Linked DNA regions of Homo sapiens: all the other regions are linked to region 3. Evidence: chromatin contacts called from ENCODE Hi-C or POLR2A ChIA-PET data. All regions are on one chromosome and are shown on one strand. Each heading gives the region's core, a stretch centred on a gene start or an enhancer-like site at or near the end of the contact. The rest is flanking DNA. Distances are from core to core; before and after follow the strand shown.

Region 1 (3,102 bases), core at 492-2,991, 2.1 Mb after region 3:
GCCAAGGCAGGCAGATCACTCTAGGTCAGGAGTTCAAGACCAGCCTGGCCAACATGGTGAAACCCTGTCTCTACTAAAAAAAATTTTAAAAATTAGCTGGTCATGGTGATGCACACCTGTAATCCCAGCTACTCAGGAGGTTGAGGCAGGAGGATCACTTGAGCCCAGGAGGCGGAGGTTGCAGTGAGCCGAGATTGCACCACTGCACTCCAGCCTGAGCTACAAAGCAAGACTCTGTCTCAAAAACAAAAAAAAGCAAAAAAAGCAAAAAGACAACTGCCATAGACTTTTCCCTTCCCTTTGCCTAAAACAGGAGTTCCTGGCTTGGTTGTTCCCTGGAAGCTTCTTTGAGTATTTTTGAGGGGGTGGGGAGTGGAAGCTGTGGCTAGGTTGAAGGAGAGGGAGGGAGGCTCTCCAGCCTGGTTCAAAGATCTAAGCAACGTCAGGGAGTGTGGGTGGGGGCAGTCCACCACTCCATGTCCTTCCCACAGGGGCTGGGGAATTAACAAATTTTTGCCCCACCCCGGACTTGCCGGAGGTGTGAAGGACAGTTCTGGGAGAGACCTGGAGGCCAGCCGCATGTTTTGGAGGGCTACTGTTTGAGGTAGTGTCCTCCTCTGGCCTGGGCAGAGACACAGGCGGAAGGGCAGGCCAAGCGGTGGGGGTTTCCCCAAGCAGGCTGTCTTGAGGTAGAAAGCTGCATTTTCAGGAAGTCAGAGTCCCCAGAAGTCAGCCAGTGGGCAGAGGCCTGGGTCTCTGGACCGGGAGCTGCTGATGCTGATCAAAATCAGCAAGTGCTTAAGAGTACCTAGTGGGCCTAGCTCAGTGCTGGGGACAGAAAGCACAGGCCCTGTCCCTGGGGAGCTTGTCCTTTGTCAGCAGGATGCAGGTGCTACACAGGAAGGTGTCTGTTATGGGAGGTGCAGCCTGGCTTTGCCAAAACACCCAGGCTTTGCCCGAGGACATCTGTGACCCCAGGCGAGTGAGCCTCAGAGCCCTTATCATAGAGTTCTGCCCTGGGTCCTCCCAGGGAGTTGATGATCTGTAGATGTGACTCCTTCCCGAGACTCATGGAGCCCTGGGGGGTGAAGGGAACCCCAGAGGTGAGTGGGGCAGGAGGTGGGGAGTGTCGGGTAAAGCAGGCCACCCTGAGCTGGAAGCCTGGATGGTGGGAGTGGGGATTCAGCTGTCAGCTCCTCTATAGGCTGTGGTGACAAATTAGTACATCCCTAGTTGCATGTACCACTGAGGCCCTTCACCAATGTGTAGCACTTAGTCCCTGGGGAAGGGGCCTGAGAGAAGCCTCTGCTGCCAGCAAGAGGGTGTCCCCCAGACCCAGTGTCCTTGAAAGTCCCTCTATATGGAGTGCCACCCCCCACTCCCCCAAAAAACACAGCGAGTGGAGATGCAGCTTCTTAGCTCAACCCATGCTTTTAAAAATGGAATCCTCCTTCTACCCTGGGTGAAGGGTAAAGACAGGGGTGGCCAGATTGTGTTGGGGCTCCAAACCACAGGATAAATAAGATGCCTTCTGAGGAGCAGAGGTGTTATCCAGATGTTTGAAATGCCATTTTATAGTAGAACAATGAAGGCGTATGGTACAGTAAAATGCAAAATGCCCATAATTTGATAGATAAAACAGGAGAATCCAAAAAAAGGTTTTGTGCTTGCCCTTGTGGTTTTGAGCCAAGTTTCCAGCCCACCAGCAGTTCCTTTGCTACCCTGTGAGGCAGGCGGGTTGGGGCGAGCCCTTCCGCTAGGCTAAGTGCCTGCTTTCTGAGACTCACACTGCCTTTCTCTGGGGTGGGGGGCAGGATCCACTTCTATAGTTGGAAACGTTGCTGCTCCGCCAGCTGGAAGGGCCTCCTGGCCTCTGGGACTTGTCTTGCAAAAGAAATGTGTGTAATAAATTCTCTTTAAGAGCAGGAAGTGCTGTTATCCTCATGAAAATAAAAGAAAGAGACGTTGAGTGGGGTTTTTTTTTTTTTAAGTGTCTTACGAACTTAGCCTAGTGGTAGCTTGCAACACAACTGGGCAGGGGGTAGCTATTCTCATAGCCCTTCTTTCGTGTTTTATACTGAATTTTAACTGCATAAGTTTGCTCTTGGCTGGGAAACTCTTTATCAGGTTCCGGCCCAGAAAAGATTTTTTAAAAGAAGAGCCCTCTGTGTCTTGCAAGCAGTATTGCTGTGGTTAAAGGACAGTGGGGACCTCACACAAGTGGTTTCACCTTTCTGAATCTCAGTCTCCACATCTGTAAAATGGGGGTAATATGAATTAGGAGCCACGATATATGTAAAACTTTAACATAATACCTGACATGCCTTAACAGGGCAATTACCTTTCTCTGTTAGCTGTCATTTCTAATGAGATGAGGTGCTCAGAAAACAATTGTGATGAGGTTGGCTCTTTAAGTACAGACCTTCAAACTTTCCTTGAGGGGTGAGGAAGAAGGCACCACTTCCAGCTCTACGTTGGGACTTTTGGTGTAGACAGATGTCCAGGAGAGATTGTCCTGGCCAAAGCCATTTTAATTGGCTTTGGGACAGTGACCAAGACCAGTTTCTCAGTTTCACCTGGAAGAATCCTGCCAGCCTCCTGCCTCTTCTCTCCCTGCTAAGACAGGGCAGGAAAGTTTAGTCATACTTCATACAAATCCTGGGATTCATTCATTCATTCATTCACTGACTCTTTACACAAGCATTTCGTTTTTTGTTTTTTTGTTTGTTTGTTTGTTTGTTTGTTTGTTTTGAGACAGGGTCTCCCTCTGTCACCCAGGCTGGAGTGCAGTGGCATGATCTCAGCTCACTGCAGCCTCTACCTCCTGGGCTCAGGCAGTCCTCCCGCTTGAGCCCCCCAGGTAGTTGGGACTACAGGCAAGCCACCATAACTGGCTAATTTTTGTTCCACAAGCATTTCTTGAGTACCTGCTGTGTGTCAAACACTGTGCCAAAAGCAGGCACAGTGATAAACAGGACATATGCAGTCCCTGTCTTCTTGCAGCTTGACTATTAGAAGAGATGGACATTAAAAATATAATTGCACAAATAGGCTGGGCGTGGTGGCTCACACCTGTAATCCCAGCACTTTGGGAGGCTGAGG
Region 2 (3,604 bases), core at 592-3,091, 2.2 Mb after region 3:
TAATCATTCACTTAGTAAGTCATTACTGAATGCCAAGGCTGCATTATGACTTTCAAGGGCCCTAAGCTCTTTTGCCTTTGTGGCTCCTTCCTGCCTGAAAACATACTTAAAATTATATTTTATGACTGTATTGCTATTAATGATGACTATAATCCAGACTGGATCCATTACAATATAGCAAATATATTATTTTTTTCTGAAAAAACTTTTTTGAGATGGGGTCTCACTGTGTCACCCAGTCTGGAGTGCAGTGGCCCGATCATTGCTCACTGCAGCTTCAACCTCCCCAGGATCAGGTGATCCTCCCACCTTAGCCTCCCAAGTAGCTGGGACCACAGGCACACGCCACCAAGCCCGACTAATTTTTGTATTTTTAGTACAGTCAGGGTTTTGCCACGTTGGCCAGACTGGTCTCGAATTCCTGGCCTCAAGTGATCCACCCATCTCAGCCCTCACAAAGTGCTGGAATTACAGGCATGAGCCACCGCGCCCAGTCATTTGTTCTGATTTTATTTTATTTATTTCTTTTATATATGTATTTTTGAGACGGAGTCTCCCTCTGTCGCCCAGGCTGGAGTGCAGTGGCATGATCTCGGCTCACTGCAATTTCTGCCTCCCAGGTTCAAGCGATTCTCCTGCCTCAGCCTCCCAAGTAGCTGGGATTACAGGTGCATGCCACCAGGTCAGGCTAATTTTTGTATTTTTAGTAGAGACGGGGTTTTGCCATATTGGCCAGGCTGGTCTCGAACTCCTGACCTCAGGTGATCCGCCTGCCTCGGCCTCCCAAAGTTAGGATTACAGACGTGAGCCACCGCTCCCGGCCTTTTTGTTTTTTTCTTTTCTTTTCCTTTTTTTTTTTTGAGACGGAGTCTCGTTCTGTCGCCCAGGCTGGAGCATCTTTAGCATGCGAGGTGGTCATGAACGACAAGGAGAAAAAACAAGGTGAAGGGGAATGGGGAGTGTTGGCAATTTAGATAGAATGTGCACGAAAGGTTTCAATGGGAAATTCTAATTTGAATAAAAACGCACAAAACGCGAGGAAAGCCTAGGAACACATCAGCCGTATACTTTGCCGTAGAGAAGTTAAGGATGAGGAACAGGCACCAAGAACAAATCCCAGCGTAAGGCTCCCTTTAAGTGCGGCTCCCAGGGTTACGTATTCCCATTGCCTACAGGCGAGGCCGCGGGTCTGTAAACAAGCGACTGCCGCTGCAACCTCCATTTTGCTTCCTGGCACCAAATCTAGGCTGACCTACTTACTGCCATCCCTTTCCCACTCCCGGTTTTCTTTTCTTTCTTTTTTTTTTTCTCGAGACAGAGTCTCGCTCTGTAGCCCAGGCTGGAGAACAGTGGCGCGATCTCGGCTCACTGCAACCTCCGCCTCCTGGGTCCAAGAGATTCTCCTGCCTCAGCCTCCCGAGTAGCTGGGATTACAGGCGCGCGCCACCCCGCCCGGCTAAGTTTTTGTATTTTTAGTAGAGACGGGTGGGGGGAGGGGGGAGGGGGTCACCATGTTGGCCAGGCTACTCTCGAAATCGTGACCTCGTGATCCGCCCGCCTCGGCCTTCCAAAGTGCTAGGATTACAGGCGTGAGCCACCACTCCCGGCCCTGGGTGCTGGTTTTCTTCACCTCCGAGTGAACAGCAGAGGGGGCTGTTGGGTGAGGGCCAGAAGAGTTGGGGAGGCACGAGGGCGTCCAGCGCTGCCCTCACTCAAGATGGCGGCCAGAGCCTCGCGCTTGGTCGCGTGGGGCGGTGCGTGAGTGCTTAGCTCACAGGCTCCGGGACCGCGCTCGGGGGCGGGTCTATAGTGGGAAGGGGACGCGCGCCCTGCGGCCCGGCCTCTAGTCATCGCCCTCGCAGCGGCGGCCAACATCACCGCCACTGCCACCCCTCCCAGACTGTGGACGGGAGGATGGAGTCGATGGCCGTCGCTACCGACGGCGGGGAGAGGCCGGGGGTCCCAGCGGGCTCAGGTCTGTCGGCTTCCCAGCGTCGGGCGGAGCTGCGTCGGAGAAAGCTGCTCATGAACTCGGAACAGCGCATCAACCGGATCATGGGCTTTCACAGGCCCGGGAGCGGCGCGGGTAAGAGCCTCGATTTCCCCTCAGTCTCCCGCCCATCACCTTGAATCTTCAGGGTCATTCTTCCCTCTCCCACCTCCACTCCTCTGACCTTTTTGACCAAGCCTTGCTCTTTGATTTCCTCTCTGTCCCGCCCCTTCGGTGATATCCCAAGTTCTCATCCCTGAACCCCAGGATGTTCCTAGTCGCTCCCCTCAATTTTCCCGGGGCCTCGCCGTGAGATTTTCCCCACCCTGCCTGCAGAGCTCTCACTCCCTCTTCCCAGTTACGTTGAACAGCCCCTTTTTTCCTTAGCCACTCCTCGCCTTTCTTGAAGGGCGCACGTTGTATCCCCAGACTGTCATGTCTACTGCTCCCCTTAGGAAGATGGCTTTCCTTCTTAAGGTTCCAAGTGCTTTTCCTTACAGTGCCTTCTCTAGCGTCTACCTTCTTTTGCCTTTTGCTGTGTAACTCCTGTCCGCCCACATCAGCCTGTCTTTACTGAACTGCCCGCTAGTTCATCCTACGTGTATCAGGGACTCTTGTGCTCATATCCTAGTGTTTGTGTTCAGTGCCGTCAACACTGTCACCTACGGGCCGGCTAGAAAAGGTGGGAAAAGTGAGAGTGAGCATTCTTCAGAGACCCAGCAAGTGCGAAGTGCACACCTGAGAGTTTCCTCTCCTCATGAGGGGATATTGTTGTGATTGATGTCTGGAGCTGCATTTCTAAGGAGAGCGCCTCCTTCCTCCCCCAAACACATGTCCAATGATTTTCTTTAAAAAAAATTTATTTCACGTGAGTATAATTGAGCAATTAGCGCGCCCTAGTGTTATCTAAGTTTCCAGTGTTTCCTTTAGTAATTGGCCTTTAGTCACTGGTCGCAAGCTCCTTATATCTTTGTGACTTTTGTTCTGTAAGGCTTTAGGTGTATAGCTCTGAACTTTTAGGCAGTTCAAATGAGAGGTAAGAAAACCATTTCAAATTCTTCTAGAACAATAGAAGAAACATTTTTCTATCGGGCTATTTATTCTTAAAGCATTATTTATGATCTTACCTGAGGTACTTTCTATATTTTGTTCTTTTGCTTTGAAAATTTTATGTCTTTAAAGGTTGTTTTATTTTTTGAGACAGGGTCTCCCTCTGTAGGCCAGGCTGGAGTGCAGTGGCATGATCATAGCTTACTGCAGCCTCAAACTCCTGGGCTTAAGCAATCCTGCTACCTCAGCCTCCGGAGTAGCTAGGACCACAGGTGTACACCACCATGCCTGGCTAATTTAAAAAAAAATTGTGTGTGTGGAGATGGGGGGGTCTCACTATGTTTCCTAAGCTGGTCTGGAACTTCTGGGCTCAAGTGATCCACCAGCCTTGGCTTCCAAAAGTGCTGGGCTTACAGGATTACAGGTGTGAGCCATTGTGCCTGGCCTTTTTTTTAAAACAAAAACAAAAACAAAACCCCAGAGTAGTGTCTTAAAACTGCTGAAGTGCCTACTAATGGCTGCCTGACTACATAAACAGTAGCTTTGGGATATGCCACACCCTAT
Region 3 (3,398 bases), core at 81-2,580:
TAGCCAGGGTCTCATGCGCATCCGAGTGATGGGCATGTTGGCTGTAAAGAGAACACAGAGGCTCCAGTCTGGAATCTGTTGAACAGTACCTGGGCAGTGACCTGCCCCACCCGAGGTCACTTAGTTACCCTCCCCTCACCTCAGCCAGCTGCTAGGTACTACACTCAGTGCGGAGGGGAGCTGCGCTGGAATAAAACTGCTCTCCAAATTTTTTCAGCATCTTAGGCAAAAATGCTTTTGCCCCTTCCTTCAGCCCCTCCCAGCCAGTCTCTGGAGGAGACAGGCATGCAAGTGATGGCTTCAGGATTCATATGCAGGAAAAGAGACAAAATGCACAGATACCCTAATTTCAGAACTTTTCGCTCAAAATTCAAATCCTTTGGGAAGGGAGGGACTTCTTTTGCTTGATGCCAAGAAGAAATTCCCTTGACTTGAGTTGTAACCACTAGCTAGCAAAGGGCTAGCCGTCACCCTGAACAGCCCCCTCCCGCCCCCCTGAATCCATTCTACGCCTTCCTGACAGCCACAGCGCCCACAACGCTAAGACCAGGACGCTAACCCTTCCGGCCCGGTTTCCCCTCCTCTGGAGAAGTGGCCCAAGGAACACCTGTGGCGCCTCTTCCCGCAGTCTCCGTAGGTCACGATTCCCTCCAGCCACCTGGGCAGTAAGCCAGCCCTTGCCACCAGCACAGGGAGCCCAAAACCTGTCGCCTGGGCGCGGAGCTGGGACCGCCGAAAGCCGGGAGCACTGGGCGCCCACGCGTGGGCTGACACTCGGTCCCCGGCACGGCGTGTGGATGCGCGGGACGAACATAGCGGGCCACCTACAGGCCCCTGGCGGCTGCGCGCACGCAGATCTGCGAAAGCTGCCGGGCGCCGGCAGCCTCGTCCGGGTGGGCGGTCCACGCCGCGTCCCGCCCTCCCCGCGCCGCGGCCCGCGGCTCGCAGCTCCTCCGGCGCCCCCCGGAGCCCGCGCGGAGGCCCGGGCAACGCCGCGCGCCGGCGAGTCTCCAGCCTGGAGCTTTCGACCCCCCACTTCCTGGTGCCCCGCGCGCCTTTTATTCGACGCCGCCGGTGCCCCGCGCCTCAAAGGCGTACTCACCTCTGCTGCAGGAGCGATTCGGCGGTCGCGCGCGAGGGTCCCGGCGACGCAGGGGCTGCAGTGAGGGCGCGCGGAGCGCGACTCCGAGTGGAAGAGGGAAGAAGGCAGAGGTTGCCGGGTTCTTAAGGCCGCCGGGCACGGCCGGCGTGGACTGGGCACGGCTCCGGGTGGCCTCGGTTCGGCGGGGCTCGGGCGCACGTCTTGCCTCGACTAAGGAGTGGCGAGCTCTGCCAGGGCAGCGGCGCCACCGAGCAATCCAAACACTTAGCGGGATTCCCCAGCCCTGGCCGGCCCCGCCCCCGGACAGCCGCGCGGGCGCCCATTGGCCGGCTGCGTGCCGTCATTTCGGGGAAATCAGGCTGTTGTAGAGCTAGCGGCGAAGGGGAAGTACAGGGCGGCTGCTCCGCCCCACCCTCTCCGGCCGGGCGCCACCGCCCCGGGGCCACCGCGGGCCCGCCCCGAGCGCTCCCAATCCACCCCTGCTCCGGCTTGCCCGGAGGAGGGCTGCCCGGGACAGCCCAGCGCCCCTGGCCCCAGCCTGTCCTCTCACTCCGCCTTGTCCCAGCCGGCTGGCTCCTGGGGCCATCTTTTCACCCTCCTGGCGGGGCGGGGGCGGGGGTATATCTCCCGAACGCAGGTGAGGGGATCGCCCGGGCACTTGCCGCCCTCTCCAGTGGGAACACTGGGCCGAATCTCCCGACTGGCAGCCTGGCTCCTCAAGCTTGCCAGTGGGATATCAAGAAGGGAGGGTTTCAGTCCTAGCACTACCCCTGTTTTTAGGGGTGACCCCCTCCCTCCAGGTCACTCACCTGCCCTGGGGAAGTGAAGAAGGCAGAAAGCCTACCCTGCCCCGTGTGCTGTCTGGGGCTGCTGGACCAGGGGAAATCCCAACTTGGCCGCTGCTGGCACAGCCCCCAAGGGACGCAGGACCTCTGTTTTTCAACCATAAAATAATAGTAGCCCTACCTTGATGGTTTGCTGTGATGGGAAGAGATTGTAAAGCACTATGCTCCACTCGGGCAACAGACGCTGAGTAGTTTTCAAGGTCGCCGTTGCAGGGTCTAATAGTGACCAGGATGACACCCCACCCCTTTTCGGTCTGCCTCCCTGGGACTCCCCCTGGCTGGCTTTAGGGAACAGAGGAGGAGAAGGGGTTCAGAGAAGCCCAGACGGCTGAGTGAGGGTAGGGGTGGGCTAGCTCTGATCCCTCCTAGCACTCTTGCCTCAGGCCGCCTCCAGAGCCTCCCTGTGGCCCGCGTATGGGAGTTCCGCAATGGAAGCATTGCTGTCATCTCTGAGTCCCCAGGGCTTGGCCCAGAGAGGTTCTGGGCAGCATGGAGGAATTAGCTCAGGGCTGATCAACGCCATGGGGCTAGCCAAAGGGTTGGGGAGCCCAGGTCCCATGCTCCTTGGTAAGGCCCCTACTTAACTCTCGCGCACAACTAGTCCCCGCCCCACGTATAGTCCTAGAGACTTGACTGGGTGTTCATTTTCCATCCAAAACTCTGGCCCAGGAGGCTTCTTCCTTCATCTCCCTAAAGCTCCTGCAGAAGTAAGTTACTCTCCCAGGCGTGTCATTTCCTTCACCCCAGCTCTCCCTCCAGGGCAGCACCCCATTTTGCAGGCTATAAATAGACACACCCATGCAACATTCGACTTGCCAGTCACTCTACCTCCCTCCCGTAGAGGAAATGCATGGGTTAATCCCATTCTGGCGCATTGCAATCTGAGTGCTGTGACCAATGCCAAACCTGGTTCCCAGGATACCAGCAGGAATGGGCAAAACTGTCTACCAGATAGAGGTGGGTCAGGAGCTAGGAGAGGAAAGGAGGTAGGAGAAACTGAGGAAGGAACCTAACTGAGTGTTAAGCAAAGTGGAGGGCAATGACACTCTGGAATGGAAAGGTGGGTTTTGGGGTACTTTAAGTGACAAATGGAAGTGGGGACTTGCTACAGGGACCAAGACCTTCTGAGCAAGAATAAGAGAAAACAAGTGACCCCTGAGTCGTGGGATCCTTTCTTGGTACAGCAAATAGATGCTTGTCCTTCCCCTGAGAACCTGACACATCCACTGGAAAATTCAGGATGAGATTAGGGAAAGGAAGTTTGCATCTTTGTGGTCTGATAAGTTGACCACAGTGACCCTGTGAAGGCAACAGGACACTATAAAAAATGCTTTAAAACAAAAACTTAATTTTAATTCACAGATACAGGTATAAATATACCCGTATATGCATATGTATATTTAGCCATAATGAGCATCTTTCCATGTCATGAAATGTACTTATGCAATGTC

The links. A loop is a pair of places that touch in the nucleus more often than their neighbours do. ChIA-PET counts read pairs that join two places held with the same protein, here RNA polymerase II (POLR2A). Pooled maps may share reads with other maps.
Region 1: a pooled map shows a loop between it and region 3 (3-fold over the local background). The contact joins the enhancer-like site here to the promoter of IRF1 in region 3. A Hi-C loop is called at or near these places in 2 of 50 pooled maps. POLR2A ChIA-PET finds 5 or more read pairs at or near these places in 2 of 52 experiments (B cell and activated B cell).
Region 2: a loop to region 3 is called in a pooled map, with 7 times the contacts of the local background. The contact joins the promoter of CAMLG here to the promoter of IRF1 in region 3. A Hi-C loop is called at or near these places in 5 of 50 pooled maps. POLR2A ChIA-PET finds 5 or more read pairs at or near these places in 2 of 52 experiments (MCF 10A and naive thymus-derived CD4-positive, alpha-beta T cell).

The regions. Positions count from the first base shown.
Region 1 is chr5:134,543,436-134,546,537 of GRCh38, forward strand. All of the region lies in intron 3 of JADE2 (jade family PHD finger 2), which reads left to right. Among named protein-coding and RNA genes, the nearest start is that of JADE2, 19 kb to the left of the region's middle. RefSeq lists enhancers at 166-265, 366-595, 696-965, 1,026-1,125, 1,386-1,725. Within about 2 kb of position 1,742, at least 20 of the 41 ENCODE cell types and tissues checked have a DNase peak (open chromatin) inside an H3K27ac peak, as active enhancers do; they include B cell, where a contact is called at or near this core.
Region 2 is chr5:134,736,707-134,740,310 of GRCh38, forward strand. It overlaps CAMLG (calcium modulating ligand), which reads left to right and starts at 1,842. Exons shown (of 4, transcript NM_001745.4): 1 at 1,842-2,086. The coding sequence starts at 1,915. RefSeq lists an enhancer at 1,430-1,479.
Region 3 is chr5:132,489,443-132,492,840 of GRCh38, forward strand. It overlaps IRF1 (interferon regulatory factor 1), which reads right to left and starts at 1,331. Exons shown (of 10, transcript NM_002198.3): 1 at 1,103-1,331; 2 at 1-41. The coding sequence starts at 36. RefSeq lists silencers at 163-212, 743-1,022, 1,283-1,732 and enhancers at 204-851, 1,873-2,012, 2,146-2,791, 2,283-2,492, 2,533-2,582.